Linked DNA regions of Homo sapiens: region 2 is linked to region 1. The links are chromatin loops, found by intact Hi-C in ENCODE. Cell type or tissue: mammary epithelial cell. All regions are shown on one strand. Links, peaks and the distances in the headings refer to the core of each region. The heading gives the core; the rest is flanking DNA. Region 1 overlaps TLE5 (TLE family member 5, transcriptional modulator). Region 2 has its middle 16 kb from the start of TLE6.

The links. Hi-C counts contacts between places; a loop is a spot of excess contacts. Peaks named below come from ENCODE experiments on the same cell type or tissue, not always from the same donor. Only the 100,000 strongest peaks of a DNase experiment are listed, where the experiment ranks them.
Region 2: a loop joins it to region 1, with 4 times the contacts of the local background. A loop is called at or near these places in 21 of 110 quality-filtered maps.

Annotation. Positions count from the first base shown.
Region 1 is chr19:3,048,669-3,060,648 of GRCh38, forward strand. It overlaps TLE5 (TLE family member 5, transcriptional modulator), which reads right to left. Exons shown (of 7, transcript NM_001130.6): 3 at 9,011-9,074; 4 at 7,644-7,688; 5 at 6,996-7,058; 6 at 5,452-5,526; 7 at 4,242-5,372. The coding sequence ends at 5,151. Among named protein-coding and RNA genes, the nearest start is that of TLE5, 7.8 kb to the right of the region's middle. RefSeq lists enhancers at 5,940-6,505, 8,765-9,329, 9,330-9,894 and a silencer at 10,848-11,051. In mammary epithelial cell, for the core only: no CTCF peak of the experiment used is centred there; DNase peaks (open chromatin) are centred at 6,763, 7,543 and 8,793; H3K4me3 peaks cover 467 bases; H3K27ac peaks cover 506 bases.
Region 2 is chr19:2,955,308-2,967,287 of GRCh38, forward strand. No RefSeq gene overlaps it. Among named protein-coding and RNA genes, the nearest start is that of TLE6, 16 kb to the right of the region's middle. In mammary epithelial cell, for the core only: a CTCF peak has its summit at 6,952 (motif pointing right); no DNase peak of the experiment used is centred there.

The sequences.
Region 1 (11,980 bases), core at 2,864-10,863:
CCATGCCTGGCTAATTTTGTATTTTTAATAGAGACATGATTTCTCCATGTTGGTCAGGCTGGTCTCGAACTCCCGACCTCAGGTGATCCGTCCGCCTCAGCCTCCCAAAATGCTAGGATTACAGGCTTGAACCACCGCGCCCGGCCTGCTTTTGTTTTTTAATAAAGACAGTGTCTCGTTCTGTAGCCAGGCTGGAGTTCAGTGGCGCGATCATGGCTCCTTGCAGCCTCAAACTCCGGGGCTCAAGCAATCCTCCCGCCTCAGCCTCCAGAGTAGCTGGGACTACAGGCACACAACACCACGCCTGACTATTTTTTGGATTTTTAGTAGAGATAGGGTTGTGCCATCTCAGCCAGGCTGGTCTTGAACTCCTGGCCTCAAGTGATCCTCCCACCTTGGCCTCCCAAAGTGCTCGGATTACAGGCATGAGCCACTGCACTCCGCCTTATTTTTATTTTTTGTAGAGATGATGTCTTCCTATGTTGCCCAGGCTGGTCTTGAACTCCTGGGTTCAAGTGATTCTCCAATCTCAGCCTCCCAAAGTGCTGGGGTTACAGGTGTGTGCCAGCGTGTCTGGCTGGACTCAGGGTCTTTGTGTGGGAACTGGGGTAGGGATGTTGCGAAACCCACCCTGCTTTTGGTGGGTGAGAGTCAGAGGAGGCCTTCAGAAAAGTGACTTCTAGGGAGTCTCAGAGAATTAGAATGCCTGGGAGGGGAAATAAAGAGAACCCTGTTCCAGGCAGAGGGAACAGCATGTGAAAAGGCCTCAAGGCAAGGGACAGCAAGATGTTTCACCTTGGCTGCAGCCTGTTGAGTAGGAGTGAAAGGAGGGATGGGTAGGGTCTCCTGGGCCGAGGTGAAGAATTTCGAATTAATTCCAAGGGCAGTGAGAGCCAAAGATAATCTTTTTTTTTTTTTTTTTTTTTTTGAGACAGAATCTCACTCTGTCAGCCACGCTGGAGTACAGTGGCATGATCATAGTTCACTACAGCCTTGACCTCTAGGGCTCCAGCAATCCTCCTCACTCAGCCTCCCAAGTAGCTGGGACCACAGGTGCACAACACTATGCCCGGCTGATTCTTTTTTTTTTTTTTTGAGACGGAGTCTTGCTCTGTTGCCCAGGCTGGAGTGCAGTGGTGCGATCTCAGCTCACTGCAAGCTCCTCCTCCCGGGTTCACGCCATTCTCCTGCCTCAGCCTCCCGAGTAGCTGGGACCACAGGCGCCTGCCACCACGCCCGGCTAATTTTTTGTATTTTTAGTAGAGACGGGGTTTCACCGTGTTAGCCAGGATGGTCTCGATCTCCTGACCTTGTGATCCACCCGCCTTGGCCTCCCAAAGTGCTGGGATTACAGGCATAAGCCACCGCGCCTGGCCATAATTCTTATATTTTTGTAGAGATAGGGTCTCACTATGTTGCTTAGGCTGGTCTTGAACTCCCAGCCTCAAGCGATCCTCTCACCTTGGCTTCCCAAAGTGCTGAGATTACAGGTGTGAGCCACCAGGAGCAGCCTATCTTTTTTCATGACTGTGTAGTATTCTGCTGTGTGACCATGTCACAATCCATCTATTTGATTGGGGGCAATTATGACAAATTACAGCAGCTCTAAACACTCTTGTTCAGGTCTGTTTTTTTGTTTTGTTTTGTTTTGTTTTGTTTGAGATGGAGTTTCACTCTGTCACCTAGGCTGGAATGCAGTGGCGCAATCTCAGCTCACTGCAACCTCCGCCTCCCGGGTTCAAGCGATTCTCCTGCCTCAGCCTCCTGAGTAGCTGGGACTGCACGGCTGCCACCACACCCGACTAATTTTTGTATTTTTAGTAGAGATGGGGTTTCACTATGTTGGCCAGGCTGGTCTTGAACCCCTGACCTGAGGTGATCCACTCACCTCGGCCTCCCAAAGTGCTGGGATTACAGGCGTGAGCCACCGCGCCTGGCCAATTGTTCGGGTCTTTTTGATGGACTCATATGACATTTCCGTTGGGAGATGGATCCAAGAGGGGAATTGCTGGATTATGTGGTGCCAAGTGGCCTTCTGAAGTAGAGGTAAGAGTTTACCCTTGCTGGCCGGGCGCGGTGGCTCACGCCTGTAATCCCAGCACTTTGGGAGGCCAAGGCGGGTGGATCACGACGTCAGGAGATCGAGACCATCCTGGCTAACATGGTGAAACCCCGTCTCTACTAAAAATACAAAAAAAAATTAGCTGGGCGTGGTGGCGGGCGCCTGTAATCCCAGCTACTTGGGAGGCTGAGGCAGGAGAATGGCGTGAACCCGGGAGGCAGAGCTTGCAGTGAGCCGAGCCGAGATTGTGCCACTGCACTCCAGCCTGGGCGACAGAGCAAGACTCCATCTCAAAAAAGAAAAGGAAATAAGAAGAATTTACCCTTGCCAAGGGGTGTGCCTAGGCGTGTTCAGGTTTCAACAAGGGTAAATGTCAGCAGGGGATGATCCCTTGCAACTGGCATTTTTAGAGGCACTTTGGCTGCAGTGGAGATGGGGTGGGACCTGCCAGGAGGCTGGTGTGATCAGCCAGCCCTGTCCCCTCCACTCCCAGCCCTCTCCTCAGGGACATGAGACATTTTCCCCAATGTCGGCTGTCCATCTCCACCCTTGTCAGCTCCCCTCAGCTCGGACTTCCTCCTGCCGTGAAGTCCCTCCAGAGTAGAAATGGCCATCTCCCATTTGCTGGGTGGGCAGCAACATGTTCCCTTGGCCCAAGTCCCAGAGGAGCCAGGGGCTGAGGCCAAGATGGGAAAACTGGGGGCAATCCCCTTTCCTTCTGGCTTCCCCACGGCTGGTGCAGCTTGGGTGAGGCGGTGGGGGTTGGGGGGCTTCTGGCTGTTCCTTAGAGGATGGAGGCTCAGCTGGGGCGAGTCAGTGTTCTCTCTGAGTATACTGGCCAGGCACGGGGGCTCACGCCTGTAATCCCAGCACTTTGGGAGGCTGAGGCGGGAGGACTGCTTGAGCCCAGGAGTTTGAGACCTGGGTAACATGGTGAAACCTCATTTCTACAAAAAAAAAAAAAAAAAAAATTATATATATATATATATATATATATATATATATATATATATATATATATATATATATATACAAAAGATTAGGCGAGTATGGTGGTGCATGCCCACTGTCCCAGCTCAGGAGGCTGAGGCTGAGGTGGGAGGATCACTTTAGCTCAGGGAAGTTGAGGCTGCAGTGAGCTGTGATCACACCACTGCACTCTAGCCTGGGCAACAGAGTGAGACCCTGTCTCAAAAAAACAAACAAACAAACAAAAAAAACCCACCCAGAACCGAAAAGAAGTGTACCTGTGTGGGCACTGGGGCCTCCTCTTTCTCTAAGGGAAGAGAATGTCCTTTAGGTCTTCAGATCTCGGGTGCAGAAATCAGCTCTGCCACTGACTCACTTATTTTATTATTAAAAAAAAATTTTTTTTTAGGAGATGGGGTCTTGCTATGTTGCTCAGGTTGTCCTTGCACTCCCGGCCTCAGGCAATCCTCCCACCTCAGCCTCCCCACTTACTAGCTTAGGGATCCCTTCGCCTTTTTAAGCCCCCTTAACTGCCTGTCTAAACATCAACCACCTGGGCCATGCTGTGTGACCTGAAGTCTTCAGCTCACCCTCTCTGGGCTAGGCATCAGAGCAGTGTAGGCCAAATGCAGAAGCGTGACCCACCAACTCTTTTTTTTTGAGACAGCGTCTTGTTCTGTCGCCCAGGCTGAAGTGCAGAGGCATCATCTCAGCTCACTGCAACCTCTGCCTCCCGGGTTCAAGCAATTCTTGTGTCCCAGCCTCCTAAGCAGCTGGAATTACAGGTGCACGCCACCATGCCCGGCTACTTTTTGTATTTTTTTTTTTTTTGAGATGGAGTTTTGCTCTTGTTGCCCAGGCTGGAGTGCAGTGGTGCGATCTCAGCTCACCGCAACCTCCTTGAATTCAAGTGATTCTTCTGCCTCAGCCTCTTAAGTAGCTGGGATCACAGTTGCCCACCACCACGCCCAGCTTTTTTGTATTTTTAGTACAGACAGGGTTTCACCATGTTGGCCAGGCTGGTCTCGAACTCCTGGCCTCAAGTGATCTGCCTGCCTCAGCCTCCCAAAGTGTTGGGATGACAGGCGTGAGCCACACCGCACCGGGCCACAGCTAGGAACTCCTGATGTTCTAGGAGGATGTCTCACATTGGAAGGAACCCCGTCCTCCCCCGGGGGCAGCCACAACACAGAGGCAGGGACACAGCACCGAAGCTTCTCACATCTTTATTGGAAAGGCACAGCTAAGCCCACCCTTGATACAGCATTTTCCACTTCTCTCTGTAGAGATCAGACGATTGAACACGAGATAAGCTGACTATATACAGACACAGGTGTGGGTGTTGCTTTTTTTTAAAAACACTTTTGTCTTTTTTTTTTTTTAATATCCCCTTTCTTAAAAGACAAGCTAGTATACTGGAAAAAGAAAAAAATAATAATAAAATAAAAACCAAGACAACTTTAGTACCCTCATCTTTATTTGGGAAGGGGAGGGGGAATCCTGGGTCGCCCACCCTCACCCTGCTCCTCCCAGCTCAGCTAAGCTCGTCCCTCGTGCCCCCCCTTTTGTGGGCGATGGGAGAGGACCAGGTGGGCGTGGAGGTGTCTGGAACTAGCAGAGGTGGTGAGTGGGGCAGGTGGAGGTGGGAGCATACCTGGGACCCGGGGTCGGGGGAGACTCGGGGTGCCCAGGACGGGAAAGGGGCAGCTAGCATTGCGTGCATGCAGTACCAGGGTGAGAGGGCTGTGGCCCAGGCAGACTGTCGGTTACACATGTTCAAAACGGGGGAAGGGCCGGGGCTGCTGCGCTTCGCGAGGTCTTGCTCCCTTGGGACCTGGTCTCCCATCTGACCCTCCAGGCCTTAGCTTGCCTCACATGTCAGGGCAGGTATCCACCTAACCAGGCTGCAGGGGAGGAGGAGGGAAGCCGGGAATGGGGTAGGAAGAAAGCTAGAGGTGGCCTGCAAGCTGGGCTGGGGCCCCCGCCGGCGGCCACCATAAATACTATGGGAGTTTAGCCAATCCCGAGCTCCGCTGTGTCTTGTGCTAAACATTCCTTTCTCTCCGTGCCTCTGTCTCCCCTCTGTCCCCCCTCCCAACCTCCCTGTCCCGGCCCCCTGCTAATCCGACTTCTCGCCATCATCCTCCTGGTGGGTGTCACCATCGTGCCCGTTCTTGTCTTCCTTGGAGAGGTGGGCCTGGGAACCCAGCGCGGACAGCGAGAGGAGGCCGGTGCCTGCGCTGACCGCCGGCAGCGAAGGCGGCTGCAGCCCCACGGGTAGTGGGGTCAAGGGCAGGGCCAGGGCCTGCAGCTGGGACAGCTGGTGGGCTTGGAGCTGCTGCTGCAGGGCGGGGGAGGGGAACATTAGCTGCCTGGGGCCCACCTGTCCCCCGCCCACCCGCCCAGGTCCCCATACATACTCGGATGATAGAGTTCAGCTCGGGAGCGGTGACCTGCTTGGCCCTCTCAATGGCTCCCAAGACCTGCTGCTGGTGCTGGAAGGGGGTCGGGGGAGAGGAGAGGCAGTGATTCCTCCTGATCCTGGGAGAGGAGAGGGGGACGGCCCTGAGGCCAGGAGGAGCCCCACTACCAAGTGGGCCATCATGTCTGCTCCTCCCAGTGGTTTTCAACCCCATCAGAAAGCACCCTCCCTCTCTCCAACTGCTTCCTTTCACCAAGCTCGTCTCTTCGTCTGGCCAACAGAGACAAATGGAAAAGTGCAGAAAACAATTAAAAGGGTTTTGTGCTAAGTAGTTAGGAAACAGCTTTTGAGTGAGCCCGGGAGAAACCCTGGATCCTGACCTATCCTATGTGCACAGCCACCTGCAAAGATGTGAAACATGTGAATGTTTGTGCAGTACACAACCTGCCCAACTGTACAGGGACGTCCTGATCCTAGGAGCTCCAAGACTGTGCCCTGAGTCTGGCCAAATTGAGCCCTTCTCCTACCATGGCTGGGGAGGGCCCAATGAATTCTGGCAGGGCTGGCTGGGGAATGGGCTCAGATTCAGGGCAGTTCCTCCCTGAGCTCTCCCCAAACACCTGACTCTGTGGCCAGCAGATGCTAGAATCTACCAATCTCCCTTTTTGCCTTGGCTACCAGGAAGCCTCTGTTCTGAAGGGCTCCAAGTGCCCTTTTCTCTAGGGCTTTCATTGGGTCCTGCTAAGACTTGTCCCTGGGCAAAGCAGGGCACCCAAAGGATCCTGAGATACCCACAGGGATTGAAGAGGAAGTTACAAACTTTTGACAGTAAACTTGGCAGGGACAGGAGATGGGCCTTACATGGCCCTGGGGAGGGGCGGCCTCGCATCCTGAGCCTCAGAACCCAAGAAAGGAGAAGAGGAGCTGGGCGTCAGGTTCATCTGGGTGTGTGTGTGCATGTGGTAATGTGTGCTCAGGATCACGTGTGCCCACGTGTAGCTGCACATTCCTGCATGCGTGTCCCTGTGCTGTCTGCACACACGTGTATCCGTGTCTGCATCTGTGTATCTCCCGTGTGTTGATGTGCTCGTGCCTATCTGTGTGGCTGTGTCCATGTGTGACCACCCTGTGCTACCCCTTCCCCCACAATCCCCTAACACCCTCTAGTCCTTGGTCCTGTGCAGCCCGCATGGCCTGGAGGAGGATGTCTCAAGAGGGTGAAAGGAGGAAGAGAGATGAGAAAAAAACATTCCTGGTGCAGTTTAGGCCCATCTGACATTTCTACCTATGACATGACTCACTCCAGCTGGGAATTCCAGAGCAGGGTGAGGCCCGCCCCCCACACGCCTGCACCCCTGGAGTGTCTCTGGCCCGGGGATTCTTCTGCACAGGCCGGCTCTGGTGTTCAGAGCCAGGGAGGTCCAGAGAGGGGAGGCGTGTGCCCTGGGGCGCCCAGCACACCACCCAAGATGGCTGCAGTGGACAGGGGCTGGGCAAGTGCGGGGCCCCCTCACAACCCCTCCCCAAGGCCCTGGCTCTTACCTCTTGGGAGAGGTAGGGCAGGACCTGGGCACAAATCCCGTTCAGCCTTTTGACGATCTCAGCCTGGAACACACAGATGAAGCCGGCTTCAGTCCTGGGCGGGTGGCAGGTGCAGGCTAGCCACAGGAGGCCTGCGCGGGGCCCGGCCCAGCCCTGCCACTTGCGGCTTCTAAGAGGGGCTAGGTCTGGCCAGGGTGGGATGAGCAAAGCCGTGTTCGGGCCCGAGGGCAGCCAGTCAGTGGCAAAGGTGGGGCTGGACACCGGCTGTCGCCTGCAGCTTAGAGTGAGGTAAGTGCAGGATGAGGCCAGACTGCACATTCCTCGGGGGTCGGCCACTCAGGCCCCTGGCAGGTAGTAAGCGCTTGTGCGAATGTAGGGAGGGCTGGGGGCCGTAGGCTGTGGGGAAGGTCTCTGCCCCTCCCCACCACCGGGAGAAACACTCCCAGGGAGGCCTGAAAAAGAGGCGGGGCGGGGGGGAGGAGAGCGGGAGCTTGGGGAGGGCTTAGGAGGTAACAGGATAACCGGGCTGGCTTGGTGCCCAGCCGAGGGCCGGCCGCTACCTGCCTGGGGGTGCCCAAGGCGGGGCTGGAGGTGGGGGGAGGAGGGGGAAGGAGGAGGAGGAGGAGGAGGAGGAGGAGATGGGCGTACCTGTTTGTGCATCTCGATGTTCAAGCCGTAGGACATCTCGTAGTACTGTATGGGGGAGAGAGAGGGGGAGCGGGAGATGGGGGTGGGGAAGGATGGGGGGACACGGAGACAAAGAGATAGGGGAGTGGCAGAGACAGACAAAGGGGGGAGACAGCAAGAGACAGCTGAGGGCAGGAAAGAAAGGAGAGGCAGGTGGGAGGGAAAGAGGAGGGAGAGACGCCCACACCCAGCATCCCAGCCCGCCCTGGAGAGGGGCAGGGGGCCGCTGGGGCTGCGGATGGAGACTGGGGGCACTTTAGGTCCCTAGCCCTGGCCTGGCTCCTCCCCCACTCCATGTGCACCGCGAGAACACGCATTCCAGGGCTCCTAATCTTGTATCTTTCTATGTCTTGTCTGCGGGTGGGCCCAGACGCCAGGGAAGTTTGCCTGCCTAGGTATAAACAGTGAGGGGTAAACAAAGCCTGCTGGCTCTGGGGCCAGCAGCTACCCCCACCCCAAGCCCCAGATCTCACCCTGCCCCTCCCCTGCTCTAAACCCTCCCATGGCTCCCTGTCACCCCTGGGGGAAAACCAAGTTCATTCCCAGGCCTTCACGTAGTTTCTCTGTCTCTGTCTGGTGAACTCCTACTCATCCTGCAAGACCCCAGCTGTGTGCCCCATTTCTCCATATAGTCTTCCTCAGGCAGGTCCTAGGTCCCTCTCTCTGACCCCAGCCCTATTCTTCTGGCTGGGAGGGTCAGGGTCTGGCTCTGCCTCCCCCACAGTCTGGGAGATTTGGGTACTGGGCTGAGACCCCAGCATCGCTGCTCGAGGGCCAGGCCAAGGGTGGGTAAGGGAGGGGATTTTTGATGCAGAAATCGTCACCTGGCAGTTACAAAACCGAGCAAGTGGTTCTGGCAGCAGCAATGCAGTGTCACACATCAGCCCCCCGAAATGGGTAGGGCTCAGACCCCCTCCCACAGGCTTCTTCTTTGAGCTCGGGCCCAAAGGGGTTAAGCGTGTGGACGCTGGGACCTTGGCGGTGGGGAGGGACTCGGCTGCTCCCCCACGTCAGTTCCTGGCTGTTGGCTTTCACAGCCGGTGAGCCTCCCTCTCCTCCCTCCTCCGCTGCCAAGGACAGCCGGGGGACCTGGCAGGGCCGGTCTGCAACCCGGCGGTTTGGCACCTCGGCCACTGCCTCGGCCATCTGCCAGGCTAGCGAGGCAGGCTCAGCCCAGCAGGGGCCGGCTGAATGGAGAACAGGCCCCGATCCTCGCGCTTCCCAGGGGAGGTGGCCGGGGTTGAGGGAGCAGCTGCCCGTGGTGGAGGGGATGTGGAGGGCCCTGTCGCCCGCCCCCAACACTGGACCTGGGGGCGGAGTGACGTTACCATCACATAGTGACGCTGCATCTCTGACTTCTCACTGGCCAACTTGTCACATTCGAGCTTGAGGCTGAGGAGGCACAGGGGGGAGATGGGGTGGTTAGTGGCGGCTGGGCGGGAGCCCCCCACCCTCCGTTATCCAGGGGAGGAAACTGAGGCTCCAAGTCCCCTGTAAGGGCAAGATCAGCCAATTCTCAGAGGGTCAAGCAATAATTTTTTTTTTAAATTGAGACGGGGGTCTCCCTATGTTGCCCAGGCTGGTCTCAAAAACTCCTGGGCTCAAGCAATCCTCCTTCCTCGGCCTCCCAAAGTGCTTGGGGTTACAGATATGAGCCACCCACCGTGCCTGGTCAATGAAGCCGTAAACTTTCATAGGGGCTGAGGACATTGAATTGAGGGGCAGGGAAGTTGGTAAGAGTTGAGCTCTCTGTGATGCTGCGGGGAGGGGAGAGCATCAGGGCCCCTGACTGTAAGAAGGGGGTGATGAAACCACCCTTGCAGATCTGGTTGGGGGGAAATAAGCAACATTATAGTAACATTATAGGAACAACAGAAGTTAGAGGGGGCACGGTAACGCTAGCTCTGAGAGTCTCACGAGCCTTCACCTCTCACGGTCCCGACGAGGCCCGCAACGTCATTGTCACGCTCCTTTTATAGATGACACAGTGGACACCCAGAGAGGGTGAGGAACTGGCTCAAGGTCACACAGCCAAGCAGCAGCCCAAGCTCTCAACCACAGGGGAAAATTTTCCAGACCCAAATAGAACGTACAAAGAGGCTGAGAGGGTCTGGGGCTGCAAGGCGGCTCCCGGCTGGACTTCCCAAGGGGACCCTAGCTTCATGGGGGGCCTGGACTTCCCAGGCAGACCCCTCAGCTCCCTCTTAGTCCTTCCTAACAGCCTTTTTTCTTTAGCTGGGACAAAACACACCATTTCTCCCACTCCACCTGGCCAGTCCGGGTGGCTGACACCAGAGCTTCCTACAGGCCCTCCCGGGAAGGATGAGCTGTGGGGCGTTTCTCAAAGCCCCCATGAGGGCGTCATGGCCGGAGGGAAGAGAGCAGGCAGGAGGGCCTCCCAGTCCAGGAAAAGAACTGGTGATGGTGGTGGGGGAGGTGTCCTTTAACCTACTTAAATCCAACCCAGCACAGGGGCCCTGCGGACCTGGCTGTGGCTTACCTGCTTCTGCCATCCCCACCCCCTCTCGGACTGGGTTCAAAGCTCAGCCCTTCGTCTTCCCTGCTGTGTGACTCTAGGCAAACTCCACTACCTCTCTGGGCTTCATTTCCTCCTCTGTGAGGTACCACTAACAACCTCGCAGGGTGGGGTGGAGAAGAGTCAATGAATTCAGACAAGAAAAGTTCTAGAACAGTACCTGGCATACAGTAAGCATCCCATAAATGCACATGGATCTTAGGATACCCCAGGAACCTGGCATTTTGCTCCACCGGAGAAGAGTGTGCCGGGTTAGGGATGCTTTGGCCGCCACCAATTTTTCTCTAGTTTTCTTTTAAAATGTGCATTTGTTGCTACCATTAAAAACAAAAACAAAAACAAAAAAAAACCGGGGCTGGGTGCAGTGGCTCACGCCTGTAATCCCAGCATTTTGGGAGGCCAAGGCGGGTGGATCACTTGAGGTCAGGAGTTTGAGACCAGCCTGGCCAACATAACGAAAGCCCGTCTCTACCGAAAATACAAAAATTAGCCGGGTGTGGTGGTGCACGCCTGTAATCCCAGCTACTTGGGAGGCTGAAACAGAAGAATCGCTTGAATCCCAAAGGTGGAGGTTGCAGTGAGCCGAGATCGCGCCACTGCACTCCAGCCTGGCGACAGAGCAAGACTCCGTCTCAAAAAAATAAAATAAAATAAAAAAGAAGTTTCACTCCAAAGCCTGCATTTCTGGCCTTTCTTGAAAAATAGGATGGTCTGGCCACCCAGGGGCTGTTACGCCTCGAACATCCGGTGTGTGCCTCTGATATGGTAGGGTCCCTCGTTGGACAGCAGGAAGCCCAGGCCCAGCGGATGGAGACCCCAAAGCTCAGAGAGGGCTTCCGGCTTAGCAGAGGTCACACAGCACTGTGACCGCCATCTGATCCCTTCCCTGTGGAATCAGGTCAGCCCCGGGGCTCACCAGGCGGTATCCAACCCTTCATATCGAGGAACCCGCACAAAAGCTTCTGGGGCCTGCATGGAAAGCTGACTCCAGCACCTTCGACTGTCAGTGTCTCAGTTTGCCCAGCTTGAGAATGGGTACGACAGTCGGACGACAGGAAGGATGAAGCACGAGGAGGCACGAACGGTCTTGAGCACACAGGGAGTACCCAAAAAGGTGGGATATTTGCAGCAGCAACAACAAAATCGAGATTCCCCTTTCTACTTGGAGGAAATCCAGGATCCTTCCAGGAACACTTCTGGGGTGGGCACGCTTCAGTTTAGAGAGGGCCCCAAGGCCAAACGGGGGTTTGAGCATAGCCTGACTTTCTCCAGATTCCCAGGCCCGGCGTGCCCCTCCAGAGCAGGGCAGGCGAGAACCTATATCCTTAAACCAGGAGAGAGACCTGGTGCAAACCTCAGCCTTGCCACTTCCTCAATGCTATGGACACCCCCGAGGAAATAACATCATAACATCTCTGGGCTTAAGTTTCTTTTTTTCTTTCTTTTTTTTTTTTTTTTTTTTTTTTGAGACAGAGTCTCCCTGTTACCCAGGCTGGAGAGCAGTGGCTCCATCTCTGCTCACTGCAACCTCCGCCTCACGGGTTCAAGCAAGTTTCCTGCCTCAGCCACCCGAGTAGCTGGGATTACAGGCGCCCGCCACCACACCCAGCTAACTATGTATTTTTGGTAGAGACGGGGTTTCACCATGTTGGCCAGGCTGGTCTCGAACTCCTGACCTCAAGTGATCCACCTTCCTCGGCCTCCCAAAGTGCTGGGATTACAGGCATGAGCCACCACGCCTGGCCTGGGCTTAAGTTTCTTT
Region 2 (11,980 bases), core at 2,338-10,337, 94 kb before region 1:
CCACTGAACTCCAGCCTGGGCAACAGAACAAGACTCCATCCCCCCATAAAAAAAGAAAAAATATTTGTGAAATGTATACACGCAGTTGTCCCTCAATGTCTGCAGGAGATTGCAAGATCCCTGCAGGTATCAAAGTCAGTGGATGCTCAAGACCCTGATATAAAATGGTGCAGTAACCAGACGCGGTGGCTCACGCCTATATTCCTAGCTCTTTGGGAGGCCAAGGTGGGAGGATTGCTTGAGCTCAGGAGTTTGAGACCAGCTTGTCCAACATAGTGAGACCTCATCTCTACAAAAAATACAAATATTAACTGGGTGTGGTAGCTGGGGCCTGTGGTACTAGCTACTTGGGAGGCTGAGGTGAGAGGATCACTTAAGCCTGGGAGGCCAAGGCTGCAGTGAGCTGAGATCACACCATTGCCTCCTACCCTGGGGGACAGAGTGACAGCCTGTCTCAAAAAAATAAAATAAAAAGGCGTGGCCGGGTGCGGTGGCTCATGCCTGTAATCCCGGCACTTTGGGAGGCCAAGGCAGGTGGATCACCTGAGGTCAGGAGTTCGAGACCAGCCTGGCCAACATGGTGAAACCCCGTCTCCACTAAAAATACAAAAATCAGCTGGGCATGGTGGCAGGCACCTGTAATCCCAGCTACTCGGGAGGCTGAGGCAGGAGAATCACTTGAACCCAGGAGGCAGAGGTTGCAGTGAGCTGAAATCATGCCGTTGCACTTCAGCCTGGGCGACAAGAGCAAGACTCCGTCTTAAACAAAATAAATAAATTAATTAAAATAAAATAAAATGGTGCCGTATTTGTGTAAAACCTCCACACACCCTCCCATATACTGTAGATCAGTTCTAAGTTGCTTATAATAACTAGTGCAACATCAACGCTATGTAAATAGTTGTTATACTGTATTTTAAACTTTGCATTATTTTTCTTCTTGTATTGTTAATTTTATTGTTTTTATTAAAATGCTTTCTTCTTCTTTTCTCTCCATTTTTTTTTTAAATGTTTTGTTTTGAGACAGGGTCTTGCCCTGTCACCCAGGCTGGAGTGCAGTGGTGGGATGGCGGTTCACCGCAGCCTCGAACTCCTGGGCTCAAGCAATCCTCCTGCCTCAGCCTCCAGAGTAGCTGGGACCGCAGGTGCAGCCACCACGCCTGGCTTCAAATATTTTCGATTCTGCTGAATCCACGGGTATGGAACCAGCAAATACAGAATTCGAGGACAAGAAACCCGCAGATAACGAGAATCAATTATACTAATTGTATCTAGAATATATAATGACGTCAATGGAAAAATTGCATGACCACCAGAGGGCACACTTTTACACCCAAAACGTCCCACTTTGCTGTTTGTTTTTTTGTGGGTTTTGTTTTGTTTTGTTTTGTTTTGTTTTGTTTTGTTTTGTTTGAGACGGAGTTTCGCTCTTGTTGCCCAGGCTGGAGTGCAATGGTGTGATCGATCTGATCTCGGCTCACCGCAGCTTCTGTCTCCCGGGTTCAAGCAATTCTCCTGCCTCAGCCTCCCAAGTAGCTGGGATTACAGGCATGCGCCACCACGCCTGGCTAATTTTGTATTTTAGCAGAGACGGGGTTTCTCCATGTTGGTCAGGCTGGTCTCGAACTCTCAACCTCAGGTGATCCGCCCGCCTCGGCCTCCTAAAGTGCTGGGATTACAGGTGTGAGCCACCGCACCCAGCCCACCACTTTGCTGTTCTTTGGAAATGTTCACAGAAGGCAAACAATGCTGTTTGCTCTGAGTTAAGGGGGAGAATATGCATATATTAAATACGCATGTCCATACACACACAGAGAAGGATAAAGCAACAGAAGGCACAAAAATAGCATGGGGGAAGCGCGGGGAAAGATGCGTTCAGGGGTTCTTGGTACTATTCTTCCAACTTTTCTGTAAGTTTGAAGTTATATCAAAGTAAAAAGTTGGGCTGGGTGCAGTAGGTCACACCTGTAATGCCAGTACTTTGGGAGGCTGGGGCAGGAGGATCGATTGAGCCCAGGAGTTTGAGATCTGCCTGGGCAACATAGCCAGACCCCATCTCTACAAAAAAATATGAAAATTAGCAAGTGTGGCAGCAGTACCTGCAGCCTCATAGCTCACTAAAGCCTTGACCTCATGGGCTCAAGTGATCCTCCTACCTCAGCCTCCTGAGAAGTTGGGACTACAGGCACACGCCATCACACCCAGCTAATTTTTCTTTTTATTCTTTTCTTTTCTTTTCTTTTTTGTGAGATGGAGTCTTGCTCTGTCGCCCAGGCTGGAGTGCAGTGGCGTGATCTTGGCTTACTGCAACCTCCGCCTCCCAGGTTCAAGCAGTTCTCTGCCTCAGCCTCCTGAGTAGCTGGGATTGCAGGCACGTGCCACCACGCTCAGCTAATTTTTGTATTTTTAGTAGAGACGGGGTTTCACCATCTTGGCCAGGCTGGTCTTGAACTCCTGACCTCCTGATCCACCCGCCTCGGCTTCCCAAAGTATTGGGATTACAGGTGTGAGCCACGGTGCCCAGCCACGCCTGGCTAATTTTTCAATTTTCTTACATGTTGTCCAGGCTGGTCTCAAACTCTTGGTCTCAAGTGATCCTCCTGCCTTGGCCTCCCAAAGTGCCAGGTGCAGGAACCACTGCGCCTCGCCCTTTCAGGAATTTGAGAATAGTCTGTTGGCAGTTGAAGACGGGTCATCCAAAACAAAGTTGCTAACCTGAATCACCCAGAAGCTCTTTGCTTTTTGTATTTAATCCTGGATGTTATTCTTAAATTTATCGTGGTAAAAGCATTGTAATTGGACAATGACAGGGAAAATTCATTCATTTAGCTCCAAATGACCATTGCTTGCAATCTGCAGACAATGTATCCGTTTATTTTTCTTTTCTGGTTTCTAACGCTATTGGTATTCTCATCATAACATGGTTTTCTTACATTTCTATTAGCTTGTCTCTTTTTTTCACTGAAATTGTTATTGAGATAATTGTAGAATCATATGCAGTTCTAAGAAATAACACAGACATTGGCCGGGCACGGTGGCTCACTCCTGTAATCTCAGCACTTTGGGGAGCTGAGGCAGGTGGATCACCTGAGGTCAGGAGTTTGAGAGCAGCCTGGCCAACATGGCAAAACCCTGTCTCTACAAAAAATACAAAAAAAAAAAAAAAATTAGCCAGGCGTGGTGGCGGGCGCCTGTAATGCCAGCTACTCAGGAGGCTGAGGCAGGAGAATTGCTTGAACCTGGGAGGCGAAGTTTGCAGTGAGCAGAGATCATGCCACTACACTCCAGCCTGGAGGACAGAGCGAGACTCAGTCTCAAATAATAATAATAATAAATAATAATGATAAAAATACAGACAGATCTTTTCTTTTTTTTTTTTGAAACAGAGTCTTGCTGTACAGACATCTTTTCTATACTTGGCCTAGATTCCTCCAATGGTGACATTTGGAAAACTAAAGTACATTACCACATCCCTGATATTGACGCTGTTAAAATCTATCCATCTTCTTCCCATGGCCCCATTTTACTTGTGTGTGTGTGTGTGTGTGTGTGTGTGTCTGTGTGTGTGTGTGTGAAGTTAACCTGGGTAAGTCTGTGTATCCATCACAGTCAAGGTACAGAACTTTGTCCGCACCACAAGGATGTCCCCTTGGATCCTTCTACAATCACACCCACCTCCCTCTAACGCTCCCATCCCCCAAACCCATCAGGAAGCTCCCTAAAAAGATGTTAGTCTCCTAGGGATCCCCCAGGTTCTACTCCCCAGTCTGCTGAGCTAGAAGCCCAACGCTGGGGTCAGAAATCCGCATACTTAATAAGATGCCCAACTGACTCCAGGGCTGAAGATAGGATTGGTGCAAAAATTGAGCCCGGCTGGGTGCAGTGGTTCATGCCTATAATCTCAGCACTTTGGAAGGCTGAGGTGGGAGGATCTCTTGAGCCCAGAAGGCGGAGGTCGCAGTGAGTTATGATTGCACCACTGCACTCCAGCCTCCACAACACAGCAACAGAGCAAGATCCTGTGTCAAAAAAAAAAGGAAGAAAAGAAAAAAGAAAGAAGGAAGGAAGGAAAAAGAAATAAAAGAAAGAAAGAAGGAAAGGAAGGAAGGAAGGAAGGGAGGGAGGGAGGGAGGGAGGCAGGCAGGCAGGCAGGCAGGCAAGCAAGCAAGCAAGCAGGCCAGACGCGATAACTCACACCTGTAATCCCAGCACTTTCGGAGGCCGAGGCAGACGGATCACCTGAGGTCAGGAGTTCAAGACCAGCCTGGCCAACATGGTGAAACCCATCTCTACTAAAAATACAAAAATTAGCTGGGTGTGGTGGCGAGTGCCTGTAATCCCAGCTACTCAGGGGGCTGAGGCAGGAGAATCACTTGATCCCAGGAGGCAGAGGTTGCAGTGAGCTGAGATAGTGCCACTGCACTCCAGCCTGGGTGACAAGAGCGAGACTCTGTAGAAAGAAAGAAAGGAAAAGAAAAGATCCCAAGGGCCCTTCAAAAGCCATTCCAAAGATTTCAGTTTTGCCTCTGAGTGAGTGGGGCCATAGGATGAGTATCAGCAGAGGAGGGACGGGATCTTACCTAACTTTTTTTTTGAGTCTCTACAAAAAATACAAAAATTAGGGGAGCATGGTGGTACACACCTGTTGTTCCAGCTACTTGGGCAGGGCTGAGGCAGGAGGACTGCTTGAACCTGGGAGGTTGAGGCTGCAGTGAGCTATGATCGTGCCACTGCACTCCAGCCTGGGCAACAGAGCAAGACCCTGTCTCAAATAAGAAGACAGAGAGCGGGCAGCGAGATGGGGGGCAGGGTGGGGGTGTAGCAAAGCTCCGTCCTCTATTATTGCATGGAATCAAAAATCACCATTGCAAATCCAAAAATAGAACGCTGAGCTTTAGTTTTTTTTTTTTTTTTTTTTTTTTTTTTTTTAGACAAGGTCTCGCTCTGTAACCCAGGCTGGAGTGCAGTGACACAATCTTGGCTCACTGCAACCTCAGCCTCCCAGTTTCAAGAGATTGTCCTGCCTCAGCCTGTTGACTACCTGGGATTACAGGCATGCGCGACCATGCCCGGCTAATTTTTGTTTTGTTTCGTTTTGAGATGGAGTCTTGCTCTTGTCACCCAAGTTGGAATGCAGTGGCACGATCTCGGCTCACTGCAACCTCCGACTCCCGGGTTCAAGCAATTTTCCTGCCTCAGCCTCCCGAGTAGCTGGGATTAGAGGTGCGCGCCATCACTCCCGGCTAATTTTTTTATTTTTAGTAGAGACGGGGTTTCGCCATGTTGGCCAGGCTGGTCTCGAACTCCTGACCTCAGATGATCCGCCTGCCTCCGCCTCCCAAAGTGCTGGGATTACAGGCGTGAGCCACCGTGCCCGGCCCTAATTTTTATATTTTTAGTAAAGGTGGGTTTCACCGTGTTGGCCAGGCTGATCACCATGTTGGCCACTCCTGGGCTCAAGTGATCCTCCTGCCTCAGCCACCCAAAGTGCTGGGATTACAGGCGAGAGTCACCGTGCCCGGCCTGAGCTTTAGTATTGAGAGTAGCAGTTCTTGGCCGGGCGCGGTGGCTCACGCCTGTAATCCCAGCACTTTGGGTGGCTGAGGCGGGCGGATCATGAGCTCAGGAGATCTAGACCATCCTGGCTAACACGGTGAAACCCCGTCTCTACTAAAAACATAAAAAAATTAGCCGAGCCTGGTGGCGGGCGCCTGTAGTCCCAGCTACTTGGGAGGCTGAGGCAGGAGAATGGCGTGAACCCGGGAGGCGGAGCTTGCAGTGAGCCGAGATCGCGCCACTGCACTCCAGCCTGGGAGACAGCGAGACTCCGTCTCAAAAAAAAAAAAAAAAAGAGAGTAGCGGTTCTCAAACCGTGGTTCCCTGAGTGGCGGCAGCAGCATTGTCACCTGGGAGCTTGCTAGGAATGCACGTTTTCAGGCCCCAGGCCCAGATTTGCTGCCTGAAAAAGTCTTAGGTTGGGGGTCCACAATCTGAGTTTTAACACCCCCCGCCCCAGGTAATTGTGATGCACACTCAAATTTAAGAACCACTGACTTAAAGATATGAAAGTCTTTGGGAGGCTGAGGTGGGAGGATCGCTTGAGGCCAGGAGTTCAAGGCCACTCTGAGCAACACAGCGAGACCCCATCTTTGCAAAAAGAGAAACAAAAACAGAAGAGGCCGGCCGTGGTGGCTCATGCCTGTCATCCCAGCACTTTGGGAGGCCGAGACGGGCGGATCAGGAGTTCGAGACCAGCCTGACCAACATGGTGAAACCCTGTCTCTACTAAAAATACAAAAATTATCCGGGCATGGTGGCGCCTGTCTGTAATCCCAGCTGCTCAGGAGGCTGAGGCAGGAGAATTACTTGAACCCGGGATGCGGAGGTTGCAGTGAGCCAAGATCGCACCACTGCACTCCAGCCTGGGCGACAGAGCGAGACTTCGTCTGAAAACAACAACAAACAGACAAGAGGAACATTCTTCTGATGAGGGAAATTTCCTTCTTTCTTTCTTTCTTTTTTTGATACGGATTCTGTCGCCCAGGCTGGAGTGCAGTGGCGCCATCTCAGCTCATTGCAAGCTCCGCCTCCTGGGTTCACGCCATTCTCCTGCCCCAGCCTCCCGAGTAGCTGGGACTACAGGCGCCCGCCACCACACCCGGCTTATTTTTTTGTATTTTTAGTAGAGACGGGGGTTTCACCCTGTTAGCCGGGATGGCCTTGATCTCCTGACCTCGTGATCCGCCCGCCTCGATCTCCCAAAGTGCTGAGATTCCAGGCGTGAGCCACCACACCCGGCCTAGTGATGGAAATTTTCTAAAATTGGATTGTGGTTATGGTTGTGCAGTTGGACACATTTGCTAAAAGTCATTGAACAATATGCTTTAAATGTATGACGTCATCTTATGTAAATTACGTCAACGAAGCGCTCATATAACATTTGACCTGTAGGGGGTAGCAGAGACCATAAGTTCAATTCAGAACAGCCCCTCCCTGCCTTGAGAGTCTCAATGGGATGAACCCATCCCTTTCACTTAGGAGTCCTGATTGGAATGAAGAATTGGGCAGCTGGGAATTTCCCCTCAATAGCCTAAAATGCCTTGTTTAACTAACTGTGGCCACACTCAGTTCTAAATTTATACCAATTAGCTGGGGGAGTTGAGTCTCTTGACCACGGAACCAGGAGAAGCCACATCCCCTCTCCAAGCCCGGAAGAGATGGTTCTCTTCTTTTTTTTTTTTTTTTTTAAATGGAGTCTCACTCCATCGCCCAGGTTGGAGTACAGTGGCATGATCTCGGCTCACTGCAGCCTCCGCCTCCTGGGTTCAAGAAATTCTCCTGTCTCAGCCTCCCGAGTGGCTGGGACTACAGGTGCCCACCACCACGCCCAGCTAATTTTTGTATTTTTAGTAGAGACAGGGTTTCACCTTGTTGGTCAGGCTGGGCTTGAATTCCTGACCTTAGGTGATCCACCCGCCTCAGCCTCCCAAAGTGCTGGGATGACAGGCGTGAGCCACCGCGCCTGGCCTTCTTTTTTTTTTTTTTTTTTTGAGACAGAGTCTCCCTCTGTCACCCAGGCTGGAGTGTGGTGGTGCAATCTTGGCTCACTGCAACCTCCACCTTCCAAGTCCAAGCGATTCTCCTGCCTCAGCCTCCCAAGGAGCTTGGATTACTGACATGCACCACCATGCCTGGCTCATTTTTGTATTTTTAGTAGAGATGGGGTTTCACCATGTTGGCCAGGCTGGTCTCGAAATTCCGACCTCAGGTGATTTGCAAGCGTCAGCCTCCCAAAGTGCTGGGATTACAGGCTTGAGCCACTGCACCTGGCCCGAGGGGATGGTTCTTAAAGGGTAAAATGTAAACTACGATCCACAGCTTGACCTTCAAAAGACTCCAATCCTTTACTTTCTTTTTTTGTTTTTTATTTATTTATTTTTTGTAGAGATGGGATCTTGCTATGTTGCCCAGCTGGTCTCGAACTCCTAGGCTCAAGCAAGCCTCCTGCCACAGCCTCCAGAGTAGCTGGGACTGAGGGTGTGAGCTACCATAACTGGCCTTGATGGGAACCAGTGTCCAGAGGAAGTGCAGGGCCCCATCAGGCCCAGGCATGCCATAGGGGCAAAGCTAGCGTGGACCCTCGCAACTGAGACATCCAAGGAAAGCAGACACCAAAAAACATGCATGTGGGTGGGTTAAAGTGCTCCCCACTCTGGCCAGGCACGGTGGCTCACTCCTGTAATCCCAGCACTTTGGGAGGCTGAGGCGGGTGGATCACTTGAGGTCAGGAGTTCAAGCACAGGCTGGCCAACATGGTGAAACCCTGTCTCTACTAAAAATACAAAAATTAGCCGGGCATGGTGGCGCGCACCTGTAATCCCAGCTACTCAGGAGGCTGAGGCAGGGCAATTGCTTGAACCTGGGAGACGGAGACTGCAGTGAGCCGAGATCACGCCACTGAACTCCAGCTTGGGCGACAGAGCGAGACTCCATCTTAAAAAAAAAAAAAAGTTCTCCCCACTCAGTCATCTCCTTCTAGCAATAATTTACAGAGCCCGTCCAGGACAGACAAGGAAGAATGAAACAAACAAGAAAATATCACAGGGTGGTGGGACGATTAGGAAAACTCGGGAAAGATGGAGTGATTTAAATCAGAGAAGTGTCTGCTGGGTGCGATGGTTCACACCTGTAATCCCAGCACTTTGGGAGGCTGAGGCAGGGGGATCACCTGAGGTCAGGAGTTTGAGACCAGCCTGGCCAACATGGCAAAACCCCATCTCTACTAAAAAAAAAAGTAGACTGGGCGTGATGGCTCATGCCTGTAATCCCAGCACTTAGGGAGGCCGAGGCAGGCGGATCATGAGGTCAGGAGATCGAGACCATCCTGGCTAACACGGTGAAACCCCGTCTCTACTAAAAATACAAAAAAAAAAAAAAATTAGCCGGGCATGGTGGCAGGTGCCTGTAGTCCCAGCTACTTGGGAGGCTGAGGCAGGAGAATGGCGTGAATCCAGGAGGCGGAGCTTGCAGTGAGCCGAGATTGCGCCACTGCACTCCAGCCTGGGCGACAGAGCGAGACTCCATCTCAAAAACAAAACTAAACAAAACAAAAATTAGCTGGGCATGATAGTGCGCCCCTGTAATCTCAGCTACTCAGGAGGCTGAGGCAGGATAATCACTTGAACCCAGGAGGCAGAGGTTGCAGTGAGCCAAGATCACACCACTGCGCTCCAGCCTGGGCAAAAGAGAGAGACCCTGGGTCTCAAAATAAATAAATAAATAAATAAATAAATACAATAAGAGAAACATCACTGAGAAGAGATTTGTTAATTGAATTCTGGATGACAGAGGGTGTTCGATTGAAGAGGGGATAAAGAAAGACTCAAACACCCAGGAGTTCGAGACCAGCTTGTGCAATATAGGGAGACCCTGTCTCTGCAAAAACAAACAAAAATTACCTGGGCGTGGTGGCAGGGGACTGTAGTTCCAGTTACGCAGGAGGCTGAGGCCAGAGGATCGCTCGGGCCTGGAAGTTTGAGGCTGCAGTTAGCTGTGATCACCCTACTGCACTTAGCCTGTGAGTCTCAGTCCCTGTCTCAAAAAAAAAAAAAAAAATAGAGGCTTGAACATGAATAATTATTCATCAGTGACCCTATGTTGAACCAACAAAGCTGCCCCCTGATTCTGGACCATCAGAAACTGTGAGATAATAAATGTTGATTGTTTCAACAATTCGTGTAAATGGCCCAGCAAGTTTAGGGGCAATTTGTTACACAGCAATAGCTAACTAATGTCTCTGGATTTCTTTTGAGAGGAAAGCCAGGTCCAGGAGATTCAAAACCCACTTCTTTTTTTTTTTTTTTTTTTTTTGAGGTGGAGTCTCACTCTGTCACCCGGGCTGGAGTACAGTGGTGGGAGCTCGGCTCACTGCAGCCTCCGCCTCCCGGGTTCAAGTGATTCTCCTGCCTCAGCCTCCCGAGTAGGTGGGATTACAAGTGCGCGCCACTACACCCAGCTAGTTTTTTCATTTTTAGTAGAGACGAGGTTCCATCATGTTGACTCAGCTGGTCTTGAAATCCTGACCTCAGGTGATCCGCCCACCTCGGCCTCCCAAAGTGCTGGGATTACAGGCGTGAGCCACCGTGCCTGGCCCTCAAAACCCACTTTTGGAGTGGATGTGGATGCCCCTTCCTCCAAGCTTGGGTTCATGAGGAGGTCCAGTCTAATGCCACTACCTGAGCAGATCCTAACTGGATCTCTCTATGATGGCGTAAGGGTTATGGGAATACCTCCTGGAGCAAGACTGCCTGGGATAAAATCCTAGTTTACTTAGCAACTGTGTGGTCCTAAGTAGGTCACTTAGCTTCTCTGGGACTTAATTTCCTCCTATGTAAAATGGGATTTAGTGGTTGATGAAAACATTGAGTTGTTATAGTTACTCATATGAAAGTCGTCAGAATCAGGCTGGGTGCGGTGGCTCACACCTGTCATCCCAGCACTTTGGGAGGTCGAGGCGGGTGGATCATGAGGTCAAGAGATCGAGACCATCCTAACACGGTGAAACCCGTCTCTATTAAAAATACAAAAATTAGCCAGGTGTGGTGAAGTGCACCCGTAGTCCCAGCTACTTGCGAGGCTGAGGCAGGAGAATCGCTTGAACCCGGCAGGCGGAGGTTGCAGTGAGCCGAGATCATGCCATTGCACTCCAGCCTGGAAGACAGAGCGAGACTCCGTATGAAAGAAAAAAAAAAAAAAGAAAGTTGTCAGAATCAAAATGGAGTGACTTGTGTTAAAAAAAAAAAAAAAAAAAAAAAAAAAGGCCGGGCGCGGTGGCTCACGCCTGTAATCTCAACACATTGGGAGGCCGAGGCAGGCGGATCACAAGGTCAGGAGATCAAGACCATCCTGGCTAACACGGTGAAACCCCATCTCTACTAAAAATACAAAAAATTAGCCGGGCGTGGCAGCGGGCACCTGTTGTCCCAGCTACTGGGGGGCTGAGGCAGGAGAATGGTGTGAACCCGGGAGGCGGAGCTTGCAGTGAGCCGAGATTGTGCCACTGCATTCCAGCTGGGGCGACGAAACGAGACTCCGTCTCAAAAAAAAAAAAAAAAAGTGACGCCAGGTGCAGTGGCTCATGCCTGTAATCCTAGCACTTCGGGCGGCAGAGATTGGCAGATTGCCTGAGCTCAGGAGTTCAAGACCAGCCTGGGCAACATGGTGAAATCCAGTCTCTACTAAACTACAAAAAAAATCAGCTGGGCGTGGTGACGGGTGTCTATAATTCCAGCTACACAGGAGACTGAGGCATGAGAATTACTTGAACCCAGGAGGCAGAGGTTGCAGTGATCCGAGATCGCGCCACTGTACTCCAGCCCGGGTGACAAGGTGAAACTCTGTCTAAAAACAAAAAAACAACAACAACAGCAAAGTGACAAATAGAGCCAGGGACAGCTTTGAATAGTGCGTTCTCATGCATGGATGCCTGATAACAAGAAAATATCACAAAAGACTGCATGCCGGGCACGGGGCTCACACCTGTAATCCCAGCACTTTGGGAGGCCGAGACAGGAGGATCACTTGAGCCTAGGAGTTTGAGGCCAGCCGGAGCAACACAGCCAGACTCTGCCTCTACAAAACAATAAAAAATAAAAAATAGCCAGGCGTGGTGGCACATGCCTGTAGTCCCAGCTACTCAGAAGGCTAAGGTGGGAGGATGACTTAAGCCTCGTAGGTTGAGGCAACAGTGAGCCATGATGGGGCCACTGCACTCCAACCTGAGCAATAGCATGAGACCCTGTCTCAAAAAAATAAAAGAAAAAAATAAAAGGCTGCAAACCCCAAAAATTTGCATCAAACTTCCTTTTTTCTTTTTGTTTTTTGAGATGGAGTCTCGCTCTGTCACCCAGGCTAGAGTGCAGTGGCGCAATCTTGGCTCACTGCAAGCTCCGTCTGCCACTCTCCTGCCTCAGCCTCCCGA